2 separate regions of the Homo sapiens genome follow, and region 2 is linked to region 1. Evidence: chromatin loops called from intact Hi-C (ENCODE). Cell type or tissue: dorsolateral prefrontal cortex. All regions are shown on one strand. Each heading gives the region's core, and the rest is flanking DNA. Links, peaks and the distances in the headings are about the cores only.

The links. A loop is a pair of places that touch in the nucleus more often than their neighbours do. Peaks named below come from ENCODE experiments on the same cell type or tissue, not always from the same donor. Only the 100,000 strongest peaks of a DNase experiment are listed, where the experiment ranks them.
Region 2: a loop joins it to region 1, with 2.2 times the contacts of the local background. A loop is called at or near these places in 2 of 110 quality-filtered maps.

What each region holds. Positions count from the first base shown.
Region 1 is chr20:20,216,431-20,231,817 of GRCh38, forward strand. It overlaps CFAP61 (cilia and flagella associated protein 61), which reads left to right. Exons shown (of 27, transcript NM_015585.4): 18 at 11,819-11,946. Among named protein-coding and RNA genes, the nearest start is that of CFAP61-AS1, 44 kb to the right of the region's middle. In dorsolateral prefrontal cortex, for the core only: no CTCF peak of the experiment used is centred there; no DNase peak of the experiment used is centred there.
Region 2 is chr20:20,329,022-20,344,408 of GRCh38, forward strand. CFAP61 (cilia and flagella associated protein 61) reads left to right here. Exons shown (of 27, transcript NM_015585.4): 26 at 12,810-12,900. Among named protein-coding and RNA genes, the nearest start is that of INSM1, 31 kb to the right of the region's middle. RefSeq lists a silencer at 5,526-5,725. In dorsolateral prefrontal cortex, for the core only: no CTCF peak of the experiment used is centred there; DNase peaks (open chromatin) are centred at 5,010 and 9,270; H3K27ac peaks cover 1,816 bases.

The sequences.
Region 1 (15,387 bases), core at 5,004-13,003:
GTGAGCAAAAGGGAGAATTTCCCGAGGACTCCTGTTTGGTTTTGTATTTGGAGTCTCAGACACCCTGCAAGTCACAGCTGTCATCACATAGGTGTCACTCTCATGAGCAGCAACCCACATCCCTGCCAGGACTTCTGGGCATGGGGAAGCCTTTTGTGCTGATTAATTACAGCAGTATTGTTATTGCTGTTTGCTTGGTTGGGGGTTTTATTTTTATTTTCGTAACTACTTCAGATATTTTGAATACTGTTTTGGAAAAGTTTCCATTGAGAGCATGGAATTAACATTTTTTTAAACTGCTGTCAAAATCATCAGGAATTGATTCAAAGAATGAGAAGAAAAACAGTGGAAATTTTCTATACCAATTTTTTTTTTTTCATGGGATGGGATCTTCATTTCCTAAGAATTAGCGGTAAAGACTTAGATCTTTATTTTCCCTGATCTGATGTGAAGTATCTGAGTGACTGAAATTAGCCTTGTGTGTTTTATTAAAATGTTTCTCTAACTTGTGTTCAGCAGTGGCCACTCCCATTTATTGTATTTCAGCTTCCTTCCTGTTGACGTTTCTGCTTAGCTCTCTTTTCATTTCTATTTAAAAAGAAGGTGGATTTGTTTTATTCCTCCCTCCAAGTCCTTCACTTGAACCAAGAGGCTATTCCATTGAATCTGACCAAATTCCTTTGAACTTTGTAGCCTTAGCATACTCTGTAGGAATTTTCAGAAAGGCTTATTCTTTCAAAACAATCATTGTGCATTGCTTTTACAAAAGCCCAGCGAGCCTTTTGGTGTACAGAATTTTCAAGTCATGTGAAAGAGAATACAAACCATTGTTTGCATTGAGATGAAAGAGATATGCTTAATTTCTTCAGACTAAGTCAGAGATACAATTGGATGTCAACAGAAATAGTGAGCCTAGCTGAAAGACTAAAATTGTGCATGGAGGCACACATTAGAAATTTAAAATAGAGTCGCGCATGTTAGCTTGCTCACAGGACACATGTGTGTTGAAAATATCCAGGAGTGAAAATAAATATGAAATAAATATCCAGGAGTGAAAATGGTGGCAAGATAGCAAGATTGAAAAGTTGTATCTGTGGAACAGCACTCACTTGGACCAAACTTCTCAGAAAAATGAGTTTTCTGCCACTGCTATCGTTGTTCTAGCAAATGAACCAGAGGCCTAAGCCAGCAGAGCAAATAGCCACTTAAGTTACTGGGCCTGAGCAAACAGCATATTCCCTGGGGGAACAGAAGTTCTCATCTTATTCTGTGTGCAGAGATTTACCAAATAATGTTGCCTGAAGGGAGGTCGTGGTGTGGACACAATTGGCCATCAGCTTTCCCTCCCAGCCTTTTGTCCCAACTCCTTCTCCTCCCTTTGTGTCTCCCTCTGTGTCTGCTTCTTGTATTGCCTCTGCATGACCATGCAGCCTTCTCCTTTCAAAGGTTGCTCTCAGAACATAATCTGCAAATCCATTCATGTAGACTGACCTATGGGTCAGTGGGTGTGTCATCCTTCCAAATCCTTGCCCTGGCTTTTCCCTCTCATCCAGAAACTTGTTCCCTCTTGTTCACCTGGAAATATCCCATTGATTCTGCTAAATTTAGCTCCACTGTCACTTTCTCCAAGCTGCCTTATGTGACTTTTCCTGCTGTCCTAGAACAGTTAAACTTCAGCTGATTCCATGGCTTCCCAGCTGATATGGTTTGGCTGTGTCCCCACCCAAATCTCAACTTGAATTATGTCTCCCAGAATTCCCACATCTTGTGGGAGGGACCCAGGGAGAGGTAATTGAATCATGGGGACTGGTCTTTCCTGTGCTATTCTCGTGGTAATGAATAAGTCTCACGAGATCTCATGAGCTTATCAGGGGTTTCTACTTTTGCTTCTTCCTCATTTTGTCTTGCCACCACCATGTAAGAAGTGCCTTTCACCCTCCACCATGATTGTGAGACCTTCCCCAGCCACGTGGAACTGTAAGTCCAATTAAACCTCTTTCTTTTATAAGTTACCCAGTCTCGGGTATGTCTTTATCAGCAGCATGAAAACAGATTAATACACCAGCTGAGTCCAGAAAAACTTCCTAGGTGAGCACAGCCTAAACTACTGACCTACAGAACCATGAGCCAAATGAATACGTACTCTTTTAACCCACTGTATTTTGGCTTGGTTTGTTACACAACAGTAGCTTCCTGATACACTACCATTGTCACATGTACTGCATTTTATTTGTTTACTTGTCTGTCCCCCAACCTAATGAGAATTCCTTAAAGACAAGAACCATGCCTCATTCACACCTCAGCATTTAGACCAATTGTTGGCATCTGGTAGATCCTTGATATGTATCTGTCAAATTGAAATTGTTGAATTAAGCTCTGCTAAAGTTTTGGTGGTAGAATTTCAGACATCAGGATACTGAATAGGTTATCTCAATGCCCTCAGAATTGCTTCACACATTCAGTTGCCTTCCCCACTAACAAGTTAGACTGTCCTTGTTGCTAGTGTTAAAGATAGTGGGCCCCAGATGGAGTCACTTGTGCTAAAGTTCCACTTTACCAATCTGAAACTAGGTTATTTGCTTGAAATATCTGACCTTCTGAGAAACCAGGAGAGAGGTGATATTCAAATCCCATTAAGCCAACAAGATTTTGCTTACATCTCTCTAAGGAAAGTAATATCGAAATGACCAATCCACTACTTGTTCATTGTTCCTGTATTCCTTCACTTTTTTACTGCCGATAAAACTTACCCACTCTGTCTAGCTCATCAGAGCTCCTTTCTGTTTTGTAGGTTGGATGCTGCCCAGTTCATGAATTGCTAATAAAAGTCAATCAGATCTGTGAAACTCAATTTGTTGAAATTTTGTTCTTTGACTCTAGAATATTGATTTTATCCCAAAATTTTTTTTCCAGAGTTGCTTTTCTAGTTGGAGAAATGACTCTTTGGCATAGTAACTCTTTGCTGTATAGTTTAAGTTGTTTCTATAGGAATAAGGGCAGATTCCAGCCTACTTCCAGGATAGTAAGTACAAAATATTTTAAAGTCTATGGCTAAATAGCAACTGTTAATGCATCTCTGATATATCATATGTCCCACCATTTATGATATGGATTGGAAAGAGAAAAATGACCTGAAATTCTCTTTCCTTTAAGCAAATAGTACTTAGATGATGCCCCATACATTCTCCAAAAACCTTCCCCTTACTGTTTTTAGGATGGGAAAACAACCAACAATATAAATTTTTTTCATTTCACAAAAATCTGAGAATAAATTTACCACAGATTAGTTCATATATTTCTTTGATTTCTTAACTCATTATTAAGACATTCATAATCAAAATGTGTATTATAAACTTATATATGCTATGATATTGTGATAAAATAAATATACATTTGGTCTCTGTCCCCAGCTCCTGGTCAGAGCTCCTGAAACACTTGTACCTTCCTAAATGATAAAAGCAACAGAAACATCTTTTGTTACCATATTTTGTTTTCATTCCCCACCCCTGACAAAACTCTGGTGCAATAAAGGTGAGAGGAGCATCTTTTGTTATTGATTACAAGCTCCTTACAACAACACCTGAGTCTGTATATTGACAAAATGATTTTTGGAAAGTCTCTAAGGAAGGGGGCTGGTTGCCAGGAGAACCAACCATGTCATTAGAGGGTTGGAACTTTCAGGCCTACCCCCCAGCCTCCGCGGAGAGGAGAGGAGCCAGAAGTTGAGTTCAACCACCAGTGGCCAATGATTTCATCAACCATGCCTACACGATGAAGCCTCCATAAAACCCTAACCAAAGCGGTTAGGAGAACTTCTGGGTGGTAAACACTGGAGGTGCTGGGAGGGTGGCATGTCTGGAAAGCACATGGAAGCTCTGTGCTTTTCCCCCTGCCATGCCCTGTGCAGCTGGCTATTTCTGAGCCCCACCCTTTTATAATGGCCAGTAATACAGTTAGCAAACTGTTTCTCCAAGTTCTGTGAGCCATCCTAGCAAATTATCGAACCTAAGCAGGGGTCATGGGAACCTCCAGTTGATAGCCAGCCGGTCAGAAGTACAGGTGGCAACATGGACTTGCGATTGGCATGTGAAGTGGGGGTACAGGGAGCAGCCTTGTGGGACTAAGCCTAGGTAGACAGTGTCAGAATGGAATTGAATCATAGGACAGACACCCTGCTGGTGTCAGAGAATTGGTCAGTGTGGGAAAAAAACTCACACATTTGGCATCACAAGTGTTCTGAGAGAATGTAAAAGAAGTAAGGGTTTGTTTGGTTTTCCTTTTAATGTAGTTTAATACATGGAAGACAATTTTTGTTCTCTAAGAACTATCCATCATTTCAGAAGGGTACTGTTTAATAGGAAGAATGCCTTCCATCACTTTTGAATGTGTTTCCCGAACCTTTCAGCTCATGTCCTCATTTTATTCCAGTACAAGTAGTTCTTTCATGGGGATATAGAGCTTGAGAATGATTAGGTAGCTGGATGTTAAGTAGTTTGTTAAAGACATATATCTGTAAGGTAGTACTAATTATTACTTGTAGAACAATGCAAGTCAGGTAATTGGTTCTGTACATCATTTTTCTGCCATGGATTTACTTTATTCCTGCCTTTCCTTGTGTGTTCACCCCCAGAGAAGTCATTTCTCCAGTTTGTGGCTGACCCTGTATTGAGAATGATACCTGGAGTGCCAGCTAGCTGACACATGTCAGATAGGATTCGAGTAGAATGTTGCAGAAACCCGGAGGCCATTTCTGAACACTTTACACTACTCAAGGTGGCAAAGGAGAGACATGGAGCCATTTGAGGTTATCTTGGTTCATGTGCTAATGTGCCTTATATTAAGAATTAATGAATTTCAGTGTCTCAGAGAAGCCAACAGTGGATCTCCCTTGCCGATGTTTGTGTATTGCATAAAGGCAATCATATTTTAATGATCATATGAGCTACTTGTTTGGGGGCTATTATTTAATTGGAAACAAGTGAATTAACCACCTAATTCATCAAATCTAAGTTGCTATCAATTATAAGATGTACCTTTATTTTATGTACTATTAAGAAAAAAAATGCAGCCAATTAAATTGTAACACAACGTCTAAATGAGAGTCCTGAACAGCATGTGAATCAGTCATATAAGTCTTAGTGCTTTGAAATTTCTTTCATCTATTCAGAGAGGGGAGGCAATTTACGTGCCCTTCAATTGCATTATTTGCTGGGTGATGTGGAAAAATTTTTTTGCATGTGTCTCAGTAACAAAATGTAACACAGCTTCATCTCCTTGTCATCTTTTATTTGCTCCTGAAAGGCACTCAATCGTTGCATTGCAAGAAAACATGGAATTACATCCATTCCTCCAATGACTAATATTTGCTTCACTAATATCAAATTTGCACCTTGCTGCTCAGTTTCTGGGCCTTTATGGGAACACAACAATAAGCATTCATTTCAATGCCAAATCATGCTGTAATCTTTTTGAAGACATTGTCAGAAGCACTTAAACTCAACACATATTGTGCGTATAATGCACATGACTCTCTTGAAGTGATGACAATGAACAGCCATGGCCAAGCACCCATGCACAGGTAAGGACAACTATGCCACTGCTACTGCCTGGCTGACTGCTACTGTTGAAATGCTGTTGACTGTAAGGCTGATTTCAGGAATACCAGCTTAAAAAAATGTGCACACTAGAATTGATGAAATCCGGTAAAATCCCTCAACTTAGCTTCCAAATCATTTTTCTAATATAAATGTTTAAGAATGGCCACAAGTGAATGTCATAGGGTGGCAATAATTTTAGCTTTTAAAAACATGCAAAATAATGATAATGCCCAAATAGGGAATATGGGTATATGAGGGATTGAGACAGATGGAGTTGAAAAGAGAAATATAAGAAAAATGGAAGTGAAAGAAATTTACTCATTGAATCATAGAGGCTACCATGGCCCACTCTTTGACCCCTGCTACATGATTTTGAGTATGCTCTATCCAGTGTTAAGAAAAAAGCCAGTGTCCTAGAATCACCGTTACCCTCAGTGGATACCACAGACACAACAGTTTACACTTTTTCCGAAGTGCTGGAGCTACCAAATTGTTCTGAGCTTCCCAGTACCCCCAACCGAGAGGAAAGTTAAGTGAATCCTTCATAAAGCAAGTCTCAAAACCACAGCATGACCTCAACAGACTTATGCTCTGCGGGACAGAGGTGTTGGTATTCATATCATACTTTTGAAACTTTTTAATTATTTTAGTAGAAAGGCTTTTTGAATTGCATTTTATGCCTGTGGAAGAGATTCCAACTGATTGGTTCTATTTAAAATGTCTATACCCCCCTACCCTTTATTTATTTGTAATATTGCAATACTTTGCCTCAAAGAGGTCAACTTGAACTTTGAGCCGCACCACTGTAAATCTGTCATAATTTGTTTTGCTCAAATTGGGAAAACGAGAGTTTCTCAAGGAGAAAAGAGAGATAGAGAAGCATCAGAAAAATTACATTTATAAAGCAAAAGTAGGCTTATTACGGATTTCAGAAATTTTATTCCTAATGGGTTTGAATCTTTCCATCTTTCATTTCCTTGTATGGACAGAGCTCCCTTTGAAGTGTTTGGAAGCTTTCTGTAAGAAAAGATATATATACACATGGGTGTGAGCTGAAAATTGAGCTCATTGTTTTGCCCTTTTCAAACGTGTTTTTCAAAGATTTGCCTTTCATATTGCAGATGGGAGAGAGGATCTGCAATTTTACCTTGTGTAACATCTTTGCCTGAAAAGCTCAAAGTATTTGCAGACATTTTTAAAAGACTGGTTCCCATGTTTGCCTGCTGAGGAAAGCAGAGGTTCATGTAATTTACTACCATTTTATACCCGAGGAAACTGATATTTAGGAAAAAGAGGCTCAGAATTTCAACCAGTGGCAAAATTAAGAAAACAAGCCTAAACCTTGCCACCAAGCTAATGACACCCAGGCTAATGATCCCAAAGGTTGAATGTAACCTCCAAAAGAAATGCTATAATAAGAAAAAATTCACCATAGATAGACAGCATCATGATCCATTTTAGTATGAACCTTGTATGTATTATGTAGGATCATTTGTATTTATTTTTATTGCTCTCTAGTGTATCAGCCTATTTATTGTTTTAGTAACTCCCGATTTTGAATCTAACATTGAAATTGAGTTTCAGTAATGCTTTTGTAGTCATTCTAATTCATTCTAAGTGCAGAAGAGAAACCAAACCACATGCGGAAACACGGAACTTGGGTCTATGTATATCCAATGAAATTATATTTTGACCAATTTTTTTCTATACACACAGAACAGTTAACAAATGTGCCTAAAACTCAAAACTGTGTATTTCAGTTCTCTTGACAAATGTATCTGAATCATGACATAAACTCAACTGAGTGTGCACATCAACATCATCTTTACTAAAAAGATCAAATTTAATCCTAAGTAGTTATAATTACATCCAGATTATTCATTTGGCCATTTAAGCAAATGGAAATGAACCAACTAAAATAATTTGCAATACAGAAATTATGTCAACACCCTTTAAAAAGGGTCCATGAAACACAAAGTTGATGTATCTATTCTTTTACCACTTACCAAGTGCCCCAAAATGCATGGCAGAAATTGTTCAGCTAAAATACAGCAAATGCTCAAAACGCAAAGACATAGTTCCTGACCTCTAGGAGTTAATAGTCTAGTTGTAGGGTGGCAGGCAACCAAATAAATGGATAAAAGCAACCACAAACTCCTCCAGTAGTGACTCAGCTACTCACATGTACAGTCTTATTTCAGAAGCTCATAGGGAATTATAGGTAAAGAGGTTAAAACATTAACATTTGCTCATTTCTCTTCCCTATTTTCTCATCTCAGCCGGTCTCCCCTCCCATCTGACCTCCGAATCTTCCACATTCCTCCCCGCCCCGCAACCCCCAAGCTCAACTCTAGAATTTCCTAACAGGAGTATCAAATACTATCATTCCTTCCTTTCCTACCTAAGCAATGGAATCTATGGTTTGTATTTTAAAGTCATTATGAGAGTTGACATCAACTTTAAGGAATTTTTTTTTAGCCTTAAAAGGTTAGCTTATACACCATGCTGTATGGTTTGTTTTATCTTGCTGGGTTACTGTTGATCTCTACACTTAAAATCATCCCTTTGTCAAGAATCACTTGAAACCGGGAGGCGGAGGTTGCAGTAGCTGAGATCGCGCCATTGCACTCCAGCCTGGGCAACAAGAGTAAAACTCCATCTCGAAAAACAAATAATAATAATAATCTCTTTGTCTAAAATGCTAACCTAATGCCATTAGAAAAATAGAAATGTCTTGAAAGGATGTGGAGGTAAGAATTGGATTTCCCATCCATATTATTCTTGGTATGGTAGGTAGGTAAATAGCTTACAATTCGCCCTGTTTAATCTTTGAAATAATTTTCCATTATGAGGATCATTTAATTCTGTCTATAAAATGTGAGTCAAGAACTAGGGCTTTTATTTTTACTTTCTATGAAGGAAATAAGACCCAAAACAGAATCTCCAATGCATGGGACATTTTTTGGCAGATGTTCAGAGGGAGAAAAGGAAAAGCTGGCTTGACTCATAGGATCTTGCATGTCTGTTTTTCTTTCCCATGAAAACTTGTAGTTTGAAGGAACATAAAGGAAGAAAATATTCTGCTTTCATTAAAAAATAACCTGTGCTTCCTGCTTCTGTGCAAAATAAACCCTTCATAAAGCAGCAGAAGCCATCTTCATTTACAGTTGTCACTGAAGGATGTTTCCAGGCTGGGAAGAATTTTTTTCAAGGCATTTAAAAACCGTCTGTACTAATAAAAGAAAAACACGATTTTTTCAGGTCAGAAGACTTCATCATACCTGGCGATGGATATGTTTTTAATTAAAACCTGGGCACAAAATTGGGTTGACTGTGAATCATTGTGATGCCTGATCACTCTCCTGAGACACCCACCATCATTGGTACTGGTTGCCTGCTCTTGACACCGGAGGCCACTTTGTGTACTTAGCAGTTAGAAAGGTGATGTGTGAGGCCCGGCAGCTGTTGGTGTTACAGCTATTGTGTGGGAAACAAAAGCCATTCTGTTCTGTTCCCCAGCCTGCCTTTGTATCACGGATAGAGGAGCTGTTTCATAAATGAGGTATAATTCTTTACTGGAGAATTTCATTACTGCCCATGTTTCAATGTTAGCTTACACTTCCAACAGCAGAGGGGAATGTCTGAACATATCTCCTTTTGAAAAGAATCTTGGCTTCTGACCTCTGTCAAGATGCTTGCATTTTAAATCTGTTAACTAGACCTGCGATTAGATGCCATCATTACAACACATATGCTTCCCACCTTCCTTGCTCTAGACCACCCAACCTAAGGCTGGCTAGAGTGTATTTGCTGTCAGCCTGCCTGTCTTGGAAATTAAGCAGAGTACAGTACACACTGGCACCCAGGTGAACCAGTAGGAACTAGATTTCTCGCACAATTCCTCATGGATCTGTGCTAGGAAATTCTCATAGAGCAAATCAGAACTGACGTTTATTTGAAGAACATGCACTTTTTCACCCAAATGGTATATTTATTATTTTCATTTAGAAACTATATCAATCTAGGAAGTTTTCAGTAGCATATAAAAAACAAACTGGCCTAAACAATCAAGGAAGTGCAGTGGGCTGTGTGGTTCTTCCCAGCCTTCATCCCTCCCTGGGCTGTGTCATTTGCTGTGTGATTTTGAGGTTCCTCCTTCTAAAGGTGAGTATATTTCCCTAACTCATGGATGTTAGGCTCAGCTACATGACTTGCTTTGGCCAGATTTTAAAAGTATTCCTATTTTCACTTACCTTTCACTTTTCTGCCATTGCCGTGAGAAGAACATGCTCTGGCTCTCTTGCATCAAATAAGAGAAATGTGAGGCAGGTTTGGAATCTGCAAATTGGAGCCAGACCCACCTGAGTCCAACCTAGATCAGCCTACTTCCAGCTGACCTAGAATTGCATGAGCCAGAATAAGTGACAGTTGTTTTAAGCCAATGCATTTTGAAGTGGTTTCACAGCCCTATTGTGGCAATATCTGACTGATATGTATTGCTTATATAACTGAAGAGTCCAAAGGTAGTATGGGTTTCGGGTAGGGTTTGAAAAGAATTCCTGTTCTATTTCTGTGTGATTCTCTTGGGGCTTCAACCTGGGATGGTTTCCCTCTTGGCATGATGACCATAGCCATTTCAGGTTTCACGTTTACACCACGTGCCATCTAGAAAACAAGAAGGCTTCTCTTCTTCAACTATCATGCAAAAGTCCTGGGCTTCACTCTGATGAGGTCAACTTAGGTCACATGTGTATCCTGACCCAGTCACTGAGGAAAGAGAGTGGGAGTATGCCACGTGGTTTACGTGAATCAGAGTCCCTCTTGAAAATGGGAGTGAGTCCAATCTCTTCCGAAATCTGTGTTGTGCCAAATTAAAGGTGGGAGTTGTAGGGTGGAACAGATGTTGAGAGGTACAAGCAATGTTAATTATGGAGTCTGAATCTCCCACTTTTGTTTTAAATTTCTATCAATATATTGTTTGGCTCAAGCCATTTTCCTTCCTCCATGTTGCTAGGCTATCTAGAGACAGAGAAATGGGATTTAAGCTCTAGATCTGAGATGTTACCTTTAAATGGCAAAGCGCATGGCCACACCCATACCCCTACAGTACTGGAAAGTGGGTGGGAACCCAAATAAGACTTTACCATTATTCTGTCAGACTTCCAACTCCTGGTATCCCAGGGTTTTAAGAAAATCCAAAGCAGGTTTGACCTATCAGAATGCGGAGATTTCTGATGTAGAGGATGAAGTTAATGCTGATGTAATTAACAGCATGGGATGAGGTGATAAGAATATCTTTCCACTGACTTCTGGTCACCATTGTTTCCAATGAGAAGTCAGCTGTAATCTTTGTCACTGTCCAGACACATAGTAAGCACCAAAAAATGTGTGTTGAATCAATGGATTAAAAATAGAACCAAGATCTTTTGGCACATATCCCAATGTTCTTCCAAGACTACTCTATCACTTCTTTGTAAAACTTTACTTTGCACATTTAATGTACCCCTTGCAGCTTCTGCAGGGAAGTAAATGAAATCAATGACTAATTCAGGTAATTTTTGTAAACATGGACATTAACATGATCACCAGTTACTTTCTGTGCTTCTGAGAGGCCTCCTGACTCTGAAGTATCTGAAAGGTTGAACAACCCTAATAATTGAATGCATTTTTGCCATTTAATAAATGTTTGCCATTTTACAAATATTATTGAGCATCTACTGTCCACAAGACACCGCGTTAAGTAACGTGAGGGACAGAGAATTGAACATGAGCTAAAACTTGTCTTCAAGTACCCAACTAATATAATTTGTCACTCAAGGTTTCAGGGAAACTGTGGACAGAAGAAAAGACTTGGGACCTTTCATGGAACTACAGATTCTCAGGGAGTAGCTTGCCTGTCTCCTTGTAGTGTTACTTACTAGTTGTCTCTAATCATTAAGGATCTCAGTTCTGTATGAAACATCTGTCAGCATTAAGACAACATCTTGAAAACCAGCATTTTGATGTGACCTAGCTGGGATGTCAGGCATATCCACATGTTCTTACATTAATTTCTTAAAAACATCTTCCCATGCATTTTATGGTGGCTGTACATGGGCACTATTAGGTTTGTTTTGGTGGTAATGTCCTGGTTAGATAATTCTACATAGTTGCAAATTTGAGGGTATGAACACTGCTACGTTTTCTTTGACTCCTTCTTTGTCTTCGTATTTTTTTTCCAGATGAGTTATGCTTTAAACCATACAAACAGAAAACTAACATTGGAACCTAAAATTACTGTCAATGCCAAGATCATTGTGGTTGGTGCATCCAGTGTTGGAATTTCCTTCCTAGAGACATTGGTATTTTGGTGAGTTGTTTCACTCTATTGATTGATTGGTTTTTAAATAATAAAAATTATCTTCCTACATCTGAAGAGAACACCATCAGAGAACAGACCTGAGATTGTTTGGTACTCCACACACCCTGCCTATGTGGATGGATGAATCAGTAGAAGAATATTCTAGATCAGGGGTTAGCAAACTATAGCCCTGAGGCCAGGCCTGGCTTGCCAACTGCTTTTGTAAATAAAGCTTTATTGGAACACAGCCACACTCATTTATGTGTTGTCTGTGGCCATTTTTGTGCTACAATAGCAGATTAGATGGCAGACTCCTCTGCTGAGTAGTTGGAACAGAGACCATATGGCCTTCAGTGCCTAAAATATGTACAGTCTCACCCTTCCCAGAAACAGCCTACTGACCCCTTTTCTAAAGGAATGTTTTCCTTACTGGCCCGATCACAAAAACCACCTGCAGCATTTGTTAAAGATGTAGATTCCAAGATCCTGCACCCAACTTACAGAATCTGGACTCCTGGGGAATGGTCTAGGAATCTGTATGTCAATAGACACTCCACATAATCAGGCAGGTTTGGCAATGAGTTTTGACTTCATACATTACAAATACACTTTCAGAAATGGCATGTGGGCCAGGACCTTTCTTCCAGCCCTTGAATTTTGGATCCCCTGGAACAGGTAAAACCCTTCAGGGAATATGGAGGCCTGTGCATCTCTTCTGATGCTGTTTTCTCATCCCCCTCAAAGCACTAAACAAGGTTTCCTTTCAGAGCCCATTTTTCTGATGGGTGATGCTCAGGGATTTCCAGCATCCCCAGTCTCTCTCTCCATGTGCTCACTTGAGCACCTCTTTAATAGAAAACACCCTGGATTAGGGTCTGAGAGCTCGGGATCATGGCCTGGCATCATCAGCACCTAACATGGAGCCCTCAGTGTATTGTCTAGCTTCTCTCAAACTCGCTATCTTCATTTATTTTTTAAAAAGTTTCATAGATGTTTTAAAACCCTGACTTTGGGAACCACAGAACCCTGAATTAAGAGTCCAGTTTTTCCAAATCTTTTGCTCAGGATCACATGAAAAACTTTAGCTACCATTCAAAACTACAGGTGCTGAGAGGTAAGCAGGAGATGGGAAAATGCAGCCTACCATCACTCTTCTGGAAGCCAGCAGAGTTCTTAGCTCAGGACAGGTGGGGCCTTGTGAAGGGCTGGGTAAGCAAATGGATGGAGGAAATGACCCTCAAAAGGTGTATGTGCCTGGTTAACGTGGAGACGAGCTAATCCCAAGTGGTTATTTTGCTCATTTAACATCACATTAACCAGATAAAAAAAGAATTGATTTTTTCACTTTCTAGCCAGTTTGTTCAGTTCTCCAGAACATACTCTTAGGTAACTAGAAATAAATTATGAGTCATTACTGAAGTTAGTAACAGAGTTCATGTGCTTTGAATAATGTGGTCAGTCTGCAGCAATATTTCACTGCAAGCATGAAATGATGAGAAGCACCTAGGAATATTCCATTCCCAGGGTATGCCACGTTATAGTCTGAGTGCTTTACTTGTTCTGATGGGTCTCTTCCTCGAAAACTTTTGAACAGCAAGTTTTATGCAACCATTTTCGAATGATGAATTATTAAGGTGGAGCTGTGAAATTATAGCAGTTAAGAAGTTATAAACAGGTCTTAAATCTTAATTCAGCTATATACTTAGTCATAATGTTTTATTTAAATGATTACATTGAGACATATACAAGTAATTTTCTTTTTGTGGAGTCAACTTAGATCTAATAAAGACAAGTATAAATTTTGATGTAAGTATTGGGTCGATTAAATTTCCCAATCAAACAGAGCTTTTTAAAGCATTCTAAAATACTCATAATTCTCTATCATCATTACACAGATTACGTACACTAAAAATAGACTGGTATCAGTTTACAGATCTCTAATCCTTAAGAGAGGAAATAGTTTTCTCATTATTTTCTCTAATTATTTTAAGTCAGCAATCACCATGGTAACCTACTGCGTATTTTACTTTCCCAGTTTAACTGCCATTTGAACTTAATTTTATACATGATTTGAGCTGAAATGAAGAAATACAGTTTTCACCCAACACTGACCACCAATGAGGATTGAATCTACATTTTGGAAGCAAAATTTAGGAGAATCAGCCTCCTTGTAGTCTTTTTTGGTTTGTTTTTGTTTTTGTTTTGAGACAGAGTCTCACTCTGTTGCCCAGGCTGGAGTGTATGGAGCAATCTCGGTTCACTACAACCTCCGCCTCCCCCCAGGTTCAAGCGATTCTCTTGCCTCAGCCTCCCAAGTAGCTGGTACTACAGGTGCAAGCCACCATGCCCGACTCATTTTTGTATTTTCAGTAGAGATTGGGTTTCACCATGTTGGCCGGGCTGGTCTCGAACTCCTGGCCTCAAGTGACCTGCCCGCCTTGGCCTCCCAAAGTGCTAGGATTACGGGCAGGGGCCACAGCGCCCTGCTGCCTCCTTGTAGTCTTGAGCTGCATTGTCAGACTCAGCAGGGGCATCATCATTCCTGGAAAATCCACTCGAGGCTCAGGACAGTAACCTCTTTCTCCAGAAAATCTGGTAATTCTGTCATCTGACAACAAAACAAACACAACTTTGTTCTTGTATTATTTCCATGCAAGAAATTATAAAACACATTTGGTCTCCTCTTCAAAGGACACCAAAAGCAGTTTGTGTAAATTCCTATCCTTTCTTCCCCAAGTGCTGAGGTGCTACTGGGAGAGCTGAAGTGCTTTGCCCAAACTCACTCCCTGATATTCCCTAGGATGTAAGCTCCATGTGATGAGGCAATACTGTGGTGGTGTTCTGACTTTTTATTTTTTTAAGTATGCTATTTTATCTGCTAGCTGTGTGCAGTTAATCTGCACAGACACATCTCCTTGTCTGTGGTTGTCAGGCCTGAGTCCTGCGTCTTGTCCTTCCTAGGAGGAGCCTGTTGGGCCCTCCAGCACCGGGAGACATGCATGGCAGGCATTTTCCTGGGGTGTCCCAGGATCCCAGTCTTTTACTTCCCCTGCTGTCCTCCGTGCCCTCCTGCTCCTGGCCCTGGTGATCCCCAGCAGAGCCGAGGAGCCAGTGGCCCTGCTCTCAGAGGCTTCTACAGTCTCCCTCAGCCCTGCGGGAGACCTCCAGGGGTGGAGATGGGCAGGGGCGTAGCGTCATCCAGGGTGGGGTGGGCTCAGCTAATTGGTTCCCTCCCCCCTTGTCTGGTGCACTTGGCCTCTGAGGGGAGCCCAGGAGGAAAGGACCCAGCCTTCTTTCCTGTCACCTGCCCAGCCAGCGCAGGAGCATGCGTGTTTGTGGCAAGGATCAGGAGCTGGGCAGGGCAAGGCTAGGGCTGTGGGGTGGTGCTCTTGCATTGCAGGGCATTGAGGAAGAAAACACCAGCTTGTACTATGGGGTAGAGGGCCGTGA
Region 2 (15,387 bases), core at 4,696-12,695, 110 kb after region 1:
ACGCCAGGTTCCTGGTGGTTTTTGGCTGGTAGGAATCAACCTTTTGCTCCCTCTCCCTGTGTTCCTTGTCATTTCTTCTGCTGACACTTTACTCAAGTGTCCCTCACTGCCCCCCTGATCCCACCACCCCTCAGGACATACTGCGATTTCCCTGGGATTGCCATCAACCGTCTTGTCATCTCTTCCTTGAACCAAACCTGTCTCTTGGGGCCCTTATCCAGCTCCATCTGTGCTAGGGTCAGTCTGGCCAACTGGACATTCCCACTTTGGACTTCTGCAGGCACTTCTGTCTCCACTTTAAAAAAGGAATGGACTCATTCCTTGTCCTTTGCCCCTGTTCACCTCTCTGTCCTGTGCTCCTGCTTCCCTGCACCTCTGAGCCAGGGCCTGGGAATATCTGCAGATCTTTTTCCTTCACTCGCTTCTCCCTCACCTCCTAAATGTGTCTCCAGTCATCTGCTGCCATTGCAGCTGCATTTAGCAGGGCCCCTTTGCTTCCGGCCATACCCTGTCCAGTGTAGCCTCAACATGGCTTCCAGAGCACCTGTTCTGAACCATAAATAGGATGTCCACAGCACTCACTTGTTTAAAGCCTTCCCATGGCTTTCCATCACTTGGGAGATAAAGTCCAAGCCCCATACACAAGCATTTAGAGTCTGCCCCGCCCACTGCCCCCCACCTTGCATCCGACTGGACGTTAGAGCAGTCAAACCACCTGTCATTCCCAGCAGGCCCTGCCTGCTTTGTGCCTCCACGCTTTCCCGGGCCTGGTTTCCCTTGCAAACACCGACTCCTTCTCCAGTGCTTCAGTAGATCCTCCCCGTGCCTCTGTACGCAGCGCCTGTAAGTGATGGCGGAGCTCCCGCCTGCTCTAGTGCAGCCATCATCCCACAGTATTGTACCGTATTGTGGTTCTCTTTACATGTCCGTCATCTCTTGCTGTCAGAGCACCTCTGGATGCTGGGCCCACTGCACATTCATCCTTGCATTTGAAATGATGCTCACAGGAGGCGGTCAACAGACTCACTTTCTTCACCTTTCTATCTAGACCAGTGATGTCCAGTAGAAATATAACAGAAGCCACATACAAAATTGTACCCTTTTTAGTGGTCACATTAAAAACATAAAAAGAAACAGAGAAAATTAATTTAATAATATATTATATTTAACCCAAGATATCCAAAACTATTGTCATTTCCACATTTAGTCAATACAAAAACAGTAATAAGCTATTTTACATTTTTGTTGCATTATCTTCAAAATTCAGTGTGTATTTTATACAGGAGGTACATCTCAATTCAGACTAGCCGTTTTTTGTTTGTTTGTTTGTTTTGTGACAGGGTCTCACTCTGTCACCCAGACTGGAGTGCATGGCGCCATCTCAGCTCACTGCAACCTCTGCCTCCCAGGCTCCAGTGATCCTCCCACCTCAGTCTCCTGAGTAGTTGGGATTACAGGCATGTGACACCCCACCCAGCTAATTTTTGTATTTTTTTGTAGAGACAGGGTTTCACCATGTTGCCCAGGCTGGTCTCGAACTCCTGACCTCAAGTGATCCGCCTGCCTCAGCCACCCAAAGTGCTAGTATTAACAGGTGTGAGCCACCACACCTGGCCCAGACCAGCCACATTTTAAGTGCTCAGAAGCCGCTGGTGGCTCATGGCTCCTGGACCAGACCATGGGGGCTTCAGCAGGTGCAGCGGTGGGCCTCTGTTTTCCTACCTGTAGAACAAGAAGGTTGCCAAAATCTGTAATCTCTTATCCCTCCCAGCTCTAAAAAAATGGGGCTCTGATACCTTGTGAGGAATTCAAGAGAATGTCCTCTCTCAGAGTGAAGTGTCCTTCACCAGCTGGTGAGCTGGATCCCAGCAGTTTTGTTAACTGTGATCACTTGGTTAGAATGGAGGCTGCAGGTTTCTTCCCCTGGAAAGCTGCTACTTTGAGATTATTTATACAGGTATTTTTACCTTCATAACTAATTAGTGATACTTTGAGACTATATAAATACCTTATGTCTCATAATTTCTTCTACAAATTTTAGACTCCATGGACAATTCTTGGCTGAAATAACTATTACTGCACTGTTTACCAAATGGTGATTTTTCTACTTCCATAATTCTTACATATTTATTACTTAGCATCCTACTGTAAGGAAGAATTGTCCCTTCTCCTCCGTTTATTTACTCATTCATTCATCTTTATCATTGTGGACTTAAGGATTCCTGCACTCTTCTGTGGGTTGTAATCCATTACCCTCTTATTGTGTTTTGGTGAGATATGAACTAGGAATATGTTAGTTAAATTTTCATGCTTGATTTTTGGAAACCACAACCCTGAAATCCTAAGAGTGACAAAAAAAAGTGAAGAAACAGTTTGTGGTTTATTATTCTCTCTGTAAAAGCTTTAGAAAAAAAAAAAAAGGAACACATTAATTAGAAAAGCCTATTTGCTGAAAGAGAATTATTTTTAACATGTATTCATTATTTATTTTTAAAATTATTTTAAACACATTTCAAACATGGTGTGTGTGTTCTGTCCTGGTCAATGATATTTCTACTGAGCACTTGTTCAGAATTTAAAGAGCCATTACTTTAACCAAAGGAATAATAAGGGAGTGAAATATCTTGCTCTATGGAGTTTGCTAGTTCTTGCAGCCTCAGCCTCACAAAAGGTCATTCTCTCTTGCTCCTTTGTCCCCCTGACTCGTGGGGGTTTATATGTGCACATATACACTTTTTTTTTTCTTTTCCTACAGAAAATAGATAGGAAATGGGCATGATTGTGAGTGAGGCTGAGTGGCCGCCTGGCCTAATGCTGGCCTGGGCTCTCTGCAGCCTAATTAAAGGAAAATGGTTGTGCTCTCTATGAAGAGAGAAGCAGAATGAGAGCAGACAGGCACAGGAAGGGAAGCTGAAGCACTAAGAGCTTCCCCTTTTCTGCAGAATTAAATGCTAACCTTGCCTCATACTATTAGTGCTGAACTTATATAACAAATCAATGTAAATAGCTGGCCAACTTCCAGGGCACTAGATTTATTGTGCAAATTCAATTAGTGCAGCCCCTAAGAAACCAGCAATGTGCAAACAAATACTGTAGATGGACTAAAAGGGAAGAGGCAGAGCACTAAGACTCAGTCCTGTACCCTGACGGCAGACATTGCTGTAAGGCACTGCCAAACCCAGCTTCCCACCATGGCAAAGTGTGTGAATGACCCGCGGCTGTGCTTTCAGGATAAACTTAAATAGAAACAAAATTCTTAAGTGTCTAAACATTATGCTATTTCTACAAGAAAACTGGTTCGCTCTGGCAAGTAAGACCAAAAGTCAGACAGGTCAGAAGAAAATTCAGCCTGCTTGGGCTTTAGAATGCCTGGGCCTTAATTCCGGGGCCACTTTTCCCAACTGCCATCTCAATATGTTCAGTGAACAACTGGTTTAACTATTTTGATTTACTTGGCTCACCCAGTGTAGTAAGCAGGCAAAACAGCAAAGAAATAACTCCATTTGGACAGTTTGCATTTAATTTTCATCAATTCAGACACAAAAAAAGTAAGGCCTCAGTTTAACAATTTCCATGCAATTTTTATTTGTTTCCACAGAATTCTTTTTTAAATTAAAAAAGGTCTCACTTTGTTGCCCAGGCTTGAGTTCTGTGGCATGATCATAGCTCACTACAGCCTCAAACTCGGGCTCAAGTGATCCTCCTGCCTCTGCCTCCCAAATAGCTAGGACTACAGGCACGCACCACCACGTCCAGCTAATTTTTATTTTTTAATTTTTGTAGAGACAAGCGTCTCCCTATGTTGCCCAGACTGGTCTCAAGCTCCTGTCCTCAATCCTCCCACTTCAGCTTCCCACAGCACTGAGATTACAGGCATGAGCCAATGTACCTGGCCCATTTCCACATAATTCTTTAGTGAAAGACAAAACTTCAAGAAAGCTAGTTACGATGTCCTCTTACCTTTATTGCTCTATAAAATGGCAGGCAAATTAATTTATGCAGTACTTTCAAATGGAGGAAAAGCATTCCCTGAGGAGAAAAACTGCAGTTATGCCAAAGAAAGACTTTCTTTGAATTAAGCAGCAAACAAAAAAGTATTTTAATATTTTAGTTTCTAATTCACACCAGAAAGGATGTGAAGCAGCCTACACAAACATATGCAATAGGATAATTAAGAACAATAGCAGTAATAATCATTGATACGGAGCCTCTCCCCTGTGCCAGGCATAATGCCACATCTTTTACCTGGAGTGTCTCCTTGAATTCGGATAGTAACTCTTGGAACAAAGGACCATCATTATCCCCGTTTTACAGCTAAGAAGACTGAGACTAAGAGAGACTAACGCTAACTAGCTCCAGATTACATAAGCTGACAAGTGGCAGAGCTGGGGTAAAAAGAAAAAGGACATTAGTAAATGGGAAACTGAGGCCAGGTCAGCAACACGAATCTGAGCTGAGATGGAGAGACCACCAACGCAAGCATCGGTCTTTGTTTAGTCAACTTGCATCCTGAGAATGGATCACCAACTCAGCCCATATGTGTGGCTTCCCACTCCTTAGAGATCAGAGCAAGGAGAGAAATGTTAGCACTGGCTAGATTCGTAATTCATGAATTAACATATTCCATCTTCTAAGCTGTTCCCGGGCTGAGTGTCTGGGATTCAGAAAAACAAATGGACAGCAGACAGATCCTTCAGGTAATTCTTCAACATTCTGAAAACTAAGACTCTGGTTGCAAGGGTGGCAGGGAATTTCTGGTCCCGTCCAGAGCAAATGTGACCTGATGAAGGCACAGAAGGTCAGATTCCATGTTCTTATAGACATCAAAGGACCTAAAGGAAAACTTGTGCTTGCAAGAGAGCTCAGCCTCCCTCCCTCGTCAGGGGAGGTCGTGGGGCCTGTGGGCTGGTCAGGATTTCCCTCCGAGACAGCTCTGGGTGTTCAGCTCACAGACAACACACATCATGCTGGTCCCAGTGGCCTCCAGCAGAGGCAAACCATGCACTTGGAGCAGAGAAAGCCTTGCAAAGCAGTGCCTCCCAGCACCAGTGCTGCCAGGCAAGGGAGCCCAGGGTGTGGGAGGCACCTAGTTTTAAGCAATGTTAACTTCTTCTTTTTTTTTTGAGACAAAGTCTCGCTCTGTCGCCCAGGCTAGAGAGCAGTGGCACAATCTCAGCTCACTGCAACCTCTGCCTCCCGGATTCAAGCAATTCTCCTGCCTCAGCCTCCCAAGTAGCTGGTACTACAGGCATGCACCACCACACCCTGCTAATTTTTGTATTTTTTGTAGAGACGGGGTTTCGCCATCTTGGCCAGGCTGGTCTCGAACTCCTGACCTCAAGTGATCCGCCTGCCTCGGCCTCCCAAAGTGCTGGCATTACAGGCATAAGCCGCTGTGTGTGGCCATAGTGTTAGCCTCTGAATTCCCAGGTAAACCAGGATCATTGGCAAAACAGTGCTCTGTAGCATTAAGAGAGAGGAATTTTACAAGCCATTCAGAAAATAGCTGATTTCTGCTGAAAATTAGAATTTCAGTCTTAGTGCCAATGAATTGTAAGCCGTTTTTCTGCAGAGCAGGAAACATCTGAGGCCAGCTCTGCATTGTGACAATGAGACCACAGCCAAATTATATTTCGAGGCTGCTGCTCTTTCGGTTATGTAAATCATAGCATGTGACAATTACAACTGGTCATCAAAGAACTAGTTGGTTTTGCTTTCAAAATCATTAATCTTACCTTTCTAGATCTGCCTCAAAGCAATCAAAAAATTGACTAGATACGGATTCTTGCAAACTCAGGCTGAACTCAAGGAAATATTCAGTCCGATTTCCATCTCAGTCTTTGGGATTTTTTGTTGCAGGGCATCAGGGCTGTGTCTGCTCGTGTCATGGGGTCTCATTTCCAAGCAAACCCAGGAATAACTAGAAATACTTACTTGTTCCTATTCTTATTTTTGAAAATTGTACTGAAATGCATGAATTTACATTCTTTCATGAGTAGAATAAAATGATCATAACCCTACCTGACAGTGTGAATGCAAATTGTGCCTGTTCTCTGCAGTTAAGCCAGGTCGGGCCAGATGGGAACATGTAGGACTCTGAGGATACAGGGAGTTTCCCACTGGCTTGGAGGTAGAAGTCACACATGGAAAATATTCTGTGGGTTTTTTTCCCCAGAGTGTTCGGTTTTGGAGTAGTTGGAGTCTAGAGTGATAAACATGTTCTAGCTCTGGAAACCTCAACCAAAAACATCTCCCAATTTTCATAAATTTAAGAAAAGATTTTTGTTAAAAGTAGATGCTGTAGAGTCTTCGGGGTATCACAGCTGATAAAACATCCATTCTCTCTTTCCCCTTCAGGAACAGAATTCTGATTTATAAGGAAGTACATCATATCTAAAATAAATGACAGTGGTTCCCAGCCTCCCATGCAACCAAGAAAGCCATATGGCCAACTATTGGCCAATAAGATATAAATGGAAGTGCTTTGTGAAACTTCCAGGAACTCTCCTTAGAAGAAAGGAGATGAGTCCTCTTTTTCCCATACTTCATCCCAGAACATATATGTGATGGCTGGAGCTCAGCAGCCATTTTGAATCATGAGGCCAAGGCCCCTATGAATGTACTCTGCTCTGATGTCCATGGAACCACCCTGGCAGCCCTAGACTCCCCATCTAGACCTTCTCTACCTGAAAAAAGTACACTTCTGCCTTTTGAAAGCCACAGTTACTTTGAAACTTTCTGTAATTTCAATCATATCTAATCCTAGCTAATGTAGGGGATACTTGGGAAACTGGGGTGATTAAGAGAGTTGCTAGAAAGACTCGGGAAAAAGCATAAGGAAATAAGATTTGGTTGCACAGTTGTTCAGAGCATGGGTTACACAGAACTATGGGTAGGACCTAGTTCAGCCACTTATTAACTCTGTGACCTTGGGCAACTCATTTAAGCTCTCTGAATCTATGTCTTCATCTGTAAAATGGGCCAGCATGTCCCACTTTCTAGGATTAGAATTAGGATGAAATGAGATAATGCACAGAAATGGTGTGCAACAGAGTCTGTGGGTTTGTGTCCCCAGATGAATCTAAGTGTGCCTCCAGCATGAAGCTATAATAGAACAGGATGCCTCCCAGAGTGTAGCAAGCACCCACCAGGTGGTATGCAGGATAGCTCAGGCAGCACAGCCACATCTTACTAATGATGGATTTGTTCCAACAGGAATTAGAATAAAACATAACGAGCACATCAAACCTGTGATTTCATAGGTATCATTACTTAGGACAAGACAAAAGTAATTATTTCAGTTTTTTTAAAGACAAATCAATGTAAAGAAAATTTTGGGCCAGGCCTGGTGCCTGTAATTCTAGCTACTTGGGAGGATTACTTGAGGCTAGGAGTTTGAGACCAACCTGGGCAACATGGCAAGACCCCGTTTCTGAAAGATTCCAAATAGAAAATTAGGCAGGTGTGATGGTGTGCACCTATAGTCCCAGCTATTTGAGAGGCTGAGGCAGGAGGATCACTTAAGCCCAGGAGTTTGAGGCTGCAGCGAGCTATGACTGTGCCACTGTATTCCAGCCTGGGTGACAAAGCAACAACCTGTCTCTAAAAAAAAAAAAAAATTTTAAGAAAATTTGGAAGTATTCAGTAATGTAGTCACACAGAAAACGATTGATTCCCAAGTGACTGAAGTTTGGCAAACACTAGCCCAAGAGAGGTAGCCTAGGGATGAAGCTGCAGAGAGGACAAAGAAGTGAGGTCAAGAGGGCCACAGTGCCAGGCCTTGTGGAACACACTCCAGCCCCCACCTCCCCAGCGTGCACCCCTCTGCAGCCCTGCCATGCCAGGCCATCATAAGTGGCTCTGACATTCTCCACCCCCACCCACCATGTGTGCATTTCTGGGGGCAGGGGCTTTCTCTCACCATGGTACCCTCAGTGCCCTTCACATGTTTGACACAGGCGTGAGGGCCATATTCGATTCATGGCAAAGAATTGAACCCTAGGTCTTCTCCTTCCTTGCAACCGTTAATGTCAGAAGCTCTGAAGACACCTGGGACAGAGAAGAGAGGGAGAAAAGTTTACGTGGAAGCATAGGGAAGGAAGGGATGTTTGTTGAGGGGTGGTGTGATGCAGCAGAGGAAGAGGACCAGAGGAAAGCAGCCACTGGAAATAAGGAAACAGGGTTTAGGAAGGCCTCACTAGACCTGTTAGGATGGATGCATGGATGGATGGATGGATGGACAGAATGGGTGGGTGGATGGATGGATGGATAGATGGATGGATGGATGGATGGATGGATGGATGGATGGATGGATGGATAGATGGGTGGGTGGGTGGATGGATGGATGGATGGATGGATGGATGGATGGATGGATGGATAGATGGGTGGGTGGATGGATGGATGGATAGATGGATAGATGGGTGGGTGGATGGATGGATGGATAGATGGGTGGGTGGATGGATGGATGGATAGATGGGTGGATGGATAAATGGATGGATGGATGGATGGATAGATGGGTGGGTGGATGGATGGATGGATGGATGGATGGATGGATGGATAGATGTGGGTGGATGGATGGATGGATAGATGGGTGGGTGGGTGGATGGATGGATGGATGGATAGATGGGTGGGTGGGTGGATGGATGGATGGATGGATAGAATAAAAAAGAAAGCTAGGACATGGTTCTAGTGTTCTTAGCAGACGTCCCACCATGGAAGAGGTCATGGAGCACAGGGGCTTTGGGAAAGGTGTTTACAATCCTGCCTGCCTCTCACCCAGACCTCTTGCCAGGGTTGGCACACCCAGATGCCTGCTGTGACCAATGGAGAGGAGCAATTCTGGCCAGACTGGTGGGAAAGCAAGGACGAACCACGGAGGCCATCCCTGGCAACTGAGCTGACAGCTGCCACACGAAAATGAGGACACAGCATTGCCTAATCTGACTCATCAAAGAAAGGCCTGAAACCCAAATTCCAAATGTCATTCAGGCCAAAGTAGATGCGTCCATATATCATACCTGGCCTTGGGTATCTGTTTGCTACCATGATATTTATCACTGCCTGCCTTCTGTGTATTGAATGGAGACAGGACACAGGCTGCTTCATAGAGAGGAAAGCCCCACCAGCTATGCTCCATCCTCTGGCATCACAAGATTGACACTCATGGCTGAGCTTGACGTTCGGGCAGGCATCTTAGAAGGAGAACAGTCTGCCCTCCACCGTGCCAGAAAAGACACATACAAGCAAGAGCATCATTCTCTAAGGAAACCCGCAGGCCTCCCTGGCGGCAGCTGCCTGCCTGGAGAAAAGTGGCTCCTCCTGACTTTCCAGCAGCCCTCTCTGTAGGCGTGAGTGTCAGCTGGGGAGCCTGTGAACAGCTCTAAAAGTAGACACTTTTTTTTCATGCCAAGAGAAAACTAGAATGCTTTTTGTTAAAAAAAATCTTGGAAAAAGTGATATGTTTCTTCCCTGCCACCCGCCTCCTCCTTGCCACCTGGTGCATAGTTGAGCGCGGACCGCCACGCTGTGCCAATGCTGGAAAGGGCAGACCTGCAGTCGCAGCACTCCTTTCCTGCTGGCCAGGAAGGCCTTGGCCTTGGACTTGAGATCCCGGCCTTTAAAGGACACCTTTACCACTTCTCTTTCCCCGTAGATGTGTTGGACTTTTTCCTACAATTTCTCCCAGTGTGTTATGTTGATCAGCTTTCCTCAGCCTTCAGCGTGTCTAATGGCCAAGCCGGCCTTCACATCCCCACTCAGTTCATGAGTCTGTCGATGTAACTGCCTGGATGAGCAGGCAAGGATGACCTCTGGAGACGTCTAGTCAATTGCTTAATGATCGGACTATATCGACCAGAAATGGTTAATTCAGTTCCGCAAGTCAAAATCTCCCAGGGCTTCTTGGAAAAGTGTATTACTTGCAGAAGTGATGGGGAATTTAAGTCCTCCCAGATAAACCAGGCTGGCCATTGGCAGCATGAACAGAGACAGTAATGTCTTCTATTTCAGTCTTGAAGAGGTATAACTTTTTTCTCCCAGCTGTGCAAAAATGATTTTTGTGGCATTGATGCCCACGTGCACACAGCCCCTTAAAAAGCACGTTGGAGCCATGTGCATACCTGGCCCTCTCTCCTGAAGATTTCTAGACGGCAGGCTGTGTGGGTTACTTCATGGCTCCTAGTAGTCTTCCCCTTTTGAATATAAATTGGGGGAAAAAGTTAATATTTTTTATTTTTAAAATTCACAATATTCATGGAAATACAAATTTCCCAAAAGCTCATCACGAATGCTGATAGCACCATAGTACCTGGCGGCCAAAAATGCAGAAACCTGGCCCTAAGCTTCACCAGGATCCAAGATGCCCCTCTCCTTCCTATGGATACAGAAGGAGCCTAAAGCATAGAAATCGTTCAACCTGGGGGAGGTCTAAAACTTTTATTTTTATTTTTTTAGAGACAGGGTTTCACTCTGTCACCTAGGCTGGAGTGCAGTAGGCTGGAGTGCAGTGGCGTGATCACAGCTCACTGCAGCCTCGAACTCCTGGGCTCAAGCGATCCTCCCACCTCAGCCTCCCTAGTAGCTGGGACCACAGGCATATGTCACCACCACACCTGGCTAATTTTTTTTTATTTTTTATTCTTTGTAGAGATGGGGGTCTCACTGTGTTATCCAGGCTGGTCTTGAACTCCTGGTCTCAAGTGATCCTCCTACCTTGGCCTCCCAAAGTGCTGGGATTGTAGGCATGACACATCATACCTGGTTCCTAAAACTTTTCTTAAAGCAGAATTTCTTCCTAACATTCTTGTATCAAAAGGAAACCATCTTCATTTGACTCAACATTACGATCAATTGTAAAATAGGTTTGGTTAAATTCAGAGCTTTTCCAGTTTGAATGACGAAAGCTGCCATGCTGCTGCTGTAGGATGATTTTAGGAAGCCCACAAGATCCGAGACACCCTCACTCCTCCTGGCCACCTTCACCTGGGAGCCTGTAGCTGGTGCTGAAGTTCTCCTTGGATAGGGGAAAGCAGCCGGGTCTGAGCCCTGCCCTCACCATGCAGGTCTCTGCCAGGAGCTTGGGCCCCGAGGCCCAGCCCTGGGCCAGCCATCATGGGCACCTGGAGTGCACAGCCTCAAGTCGCAAATCCATTCCCTTTAGAGTTGCTGGCAAGTGTGATGTGTATTGTTGTGTGGTTGGGAGAACACCACTCTATTTCTGAAATAAAACCTGGACACTAGGATTTTTTTCAATGTTTTACAAAAATTGCTACACAGCCCCCATTTTCTCTAATACAATTCAAGTTCCTCCAAAGTTAATTTGCCAGGGGTTCAGAGGGAGGCAAGGAGAGAGGGTGAGTAGGCAGATCACAGAGGGCTTTTTAGGGCAGTGACGCTCTTCTGCATGATAAGGCTGTGGGAACCTGGGTGTTTAGATGGAGGGCCAGAGCTCGTGACAGACCACAGTGGGTTCCCAAGGAAAGTGGGACTTCACAGAACTCCCTCTCTGAAGCAGACGATGAAGGGTCCCCGACGGGCAACACAGAGAGCAGAGTTTAAAGGCGCCGGGCAGGGAGCATGGCCCGAGAGCACCTGGGCTGTTGGAACAGGCAGCACTGGAAATGAGGAAAGCAGCGAGCAGGCGGTTCCGCCACCAGACGGAGGTGGCCGTAGACCCCCAAAACCAAGGGGGTGGGAGCTCCGATGGTGCCATGGAAACAAACATGGGGGATTTCAGCCGCTGAGGAAAGACAGTGTGTTAACAGCTGGATGAACATACCACCTAAACAGCAACGCGGGCAAGTCAGCAGGAACTGATGCCATGTTCTGATCCAGCGAGTGGGCGTGGGGTGAGGCCTGATACTGCTGAGTGCCAGGCTGTCCCTAACACAGACTCTCGGCGTCGTATCTGTCCTCTAGTGCCCCCGTGGCCCCTGGGACACTTTACCTCCATCCCTAAGAACTAACTTTTACGTCTTGGAAAACGGAAGGTGCCCATTCACGTGGGGGCACCAGGTTTTTCCTTCCCCTGTGCGCACACACAACATCCATAAACAGTAATAAGGGCAGCTAGCTCACATCCAGAGGAGAGCAAAGCCCACCCGAGCGACGTGGCTTTGACCCTGAAGCAGTTAAGTTCCCTGTTCCAAGACACTTAAAGTAAGAGTTAAAATACCAATAAGAGTTCTTGGTTATTCCAAAAATGCATCAAATTTTCCAGTTAAATAAAGGATAATCTTATTGTTCTCCATATAAGGAAGCATTTCAACTTTCAGTGAAAAGTTAGCAAATATGAACACCAAAAAATGCAGCTCTCCTACAAGAGATTCAATTAAGCGTCGATGCAACCGTGCGAACAGCATGTTGCAGCACAAAGGCAGCCTGTTTTTCTGGCCATTATTAATCTAGAAAGCTTAATGATGAACAACATTTGTGTTATTGTCTACCCAAATTTAATTTATTTATGCAGCAGTTAATCTTGCAATCTGTTTTTCTCAAACGAGGGCAGATAATGGAGACACCGTTCTTTACAAGTCTTCAGGCTTTTAAATTCTGATAAAATCAGGATTCTTCACTGGGTCTTGCCCCAGCTCTGAATTAAACCACTTTAAATGTAATTATGGGACCTGGCCTTACAGCAGGAACATCCATTTAAAAAATTGATTGGTCAGGCTGTTCCACAAGACATTTTATGAGCAAACGATTGCAATGAGGCCAGAACTGTAATTTATAAAGGCAAAAAAGCAGGTAAATACTTTATTAGTGGTAATGAGAGGGTTGCCAGCTCACTGAGTCTCTTCTTTCCTTACCAGCTACTTCACCGAGCCGTGGTGCCTGGCCCTGTTCCACGATCGTTTTATTGATCTCAGGAAAGAGTTACGCCAAATCTTAGCCTCCAAGGAGGTAAGAGTGATTAATGGATATGTGGATTATTCCTTGCAAATTATAAGCAGCTGATAGCTGTTGATCATTTAGACTTTTCCCTACATTCCCATTTTATGGTTTTACTTTTTAAAACAACAGTATCTCATATAAACAAACTGCGGAGCATGTAAATGCAGACTGTGTTATTTCAGGGGAAGTGATTTTATTTAAATCTTTTTATAGGGGGCAAATTTCTTTTTCCTTTTTTTAAAGAACTGTATTTTTCTGATCAGCTCAGAGTGCTGGCAGAAAACTGAATCTGAGTTGCATCTACTTGCCCTCAAGAACGAACGTTGCATTCCTTTAGTTTCTGCCTGTGTTTGCCAGCCATTTGCGGAACATATGTGTGTGTGTGTTCTTTTAAAGATGTACAGGGAAGCCATCCAGTGTGCCTCAAAAGCACACTCCTTTTATAACCAGAACTTCTTTCTCAAAATACTACAGAATTAACTGGACATTAGGCTGCGTAGCCCAAGGGCTGCACGCTCAGCAAGAAATTTGACCCCAAGGTATAAATAGTGAGGTATTTGTGAAACTTTAAGTTAAAATATTTCTTTCAATATGAGAATCTCTAGCAGAACTGTGGAACGTTAAGAGCTGTGTTCAGTGAGTGGTTGAATCTCCAGCCTGGCTCTACCCTGCTTCACTCAGCCAAGTGCCGGGGCCTGGGTTAGCTTCTACCTCGTGTTACCGTCTACATAGGCAACTCCCACATCTCCATTGTCACTTCCTCCTGGGAGCCCCCACGCGCCTTATTGGACGGCACTGCTAGGGAGCGCGCACCCTGTTCCCAGTGCGTGCCCCACTTAATCACAGCTCTTGCTGTGATTTAAGGAGAGTGGAGAAGCCACTGTTATCATCTTGACTTTCCCAGTGAAGAAACTGAAGTTTAGAGGGGTTTTTGGAGTTTTTTGTTTCTGTTTTTGTTTTTTTTTTGAGATGGAGTCCCCCTCTGTTGTGCAGGCTGGAGTGCAATGGCGTGATCTCAGCTCACTCCAACCTCTGCCTCTCAGGTTCAAGCGATTCTCCTGCCTCAGCCTCCCGAGTAGCTGGGATTACAGGCACCCGCCACCACACCCAGCTAATTTTTGTATTTTTGGAGAGACAGGGCACCATATTGGCCAGGCTGGTCTTGAACTCCTGACCTCAGGTGATCCGCCCGCCTCGGCCTCCCAAAATGCTGGGATTACAGGCGTGAGCCATCGCGCCCGACCAGCTTAGAGATTTTAAATCAGCTCCATGGTAACACAGCAAGCTTCACACTCCGGGGTGTCTCACCCCAAAGCTGGGAACATGGTTACTGAACCATACAGGGCCGAAGTGCGTGTCCTGGGACCTTCTCCTCAGTGCCCCCACTTTTCAGTTTCACTCCCAGGGTCCAGCTGGGAACTGTAAATCATTTCCTAATCTGAAGCAGGCTTAGATTGGGAAACAGAGGTTTAAAGTTAAAACCAAACAGCAGTGGCTTAGGATCCAGCAAGTAAATGCAGCTGAGGGAAGTGGAGGGCTGGGTGGCTGAATGCCCAAGTCAGAGGCTGCTGAAGGCGTGCATGTGGCAATGGAATCCACTAAAGATGCTGCAGGCCAAACAGAGCCCTACACTTAACCCAGGGCTGCAGGAGGCCAACCTAACTGGAAACCTGAACCCGAGTTGTAAGGCTGGGGCTCACTGAATGCTCAGCTCCTCAGACACCTTCCTTCCTTGCAGAATGTCATCCGCAGCTTCCTACTGCCCCTACAGTAAAGGGCCCTTCGTTTCCAAGTGATCCCATCAAAACTCTGTGCCTCCGTCTTTCTTAACCCCAGATCTGAGCTCTTCAGTTAACATTGTGCACAAAGCCAGGGGGTTTTAGTCTTAAAGCTTAAAAGGGAAGCCATGGAAACTGTCAAGCCCAAGGCATCCACCACGTTTCATACAACTCACTGAGATACCCTCAAACTTCTACCTGTGTACGGATATTTGCTGTGGACCCATTTATGAACTCAGTGTGGACAGCAGGCCCAGGCAGCAGACCAGAAGTGGCCACGGACCTTTGCCCAAGACACACTAAAGGCCCTCCAGCCATTCTTGTGGGTCTTGTAGATTTCCAGAAAATGAAACCTCCGGAAGAAAAAAATCTCCACTGGAGGATTTTTCTATTTGCAGCATTTCGTTTGTCAAATGGGAAAGGCCACAGGAAGTGGTGATGCATAGAGTGGTGTCTGCCTAGCTCAGCTGGACTATGCAATGTGGCCTCTGCCAGACCCTCCCATTCCTGCAGAACCGTGGCCAGCCGTCCCACCTCAGAGAGCTGTGGGGGAGTAGCAGAGGGGAAGTGTGCGATGGCACAGAAGAGTGGCCCAGTGAGTGCTGACCACCACGAGCAGCAGTGGAGGTGACAGTGGAGAAGGGCTGCTGTGGAAACGACAGCCACACAATCAGATATACAGGAATTTCACCAAAGAGTCTGGTATTAGGAAAATAAA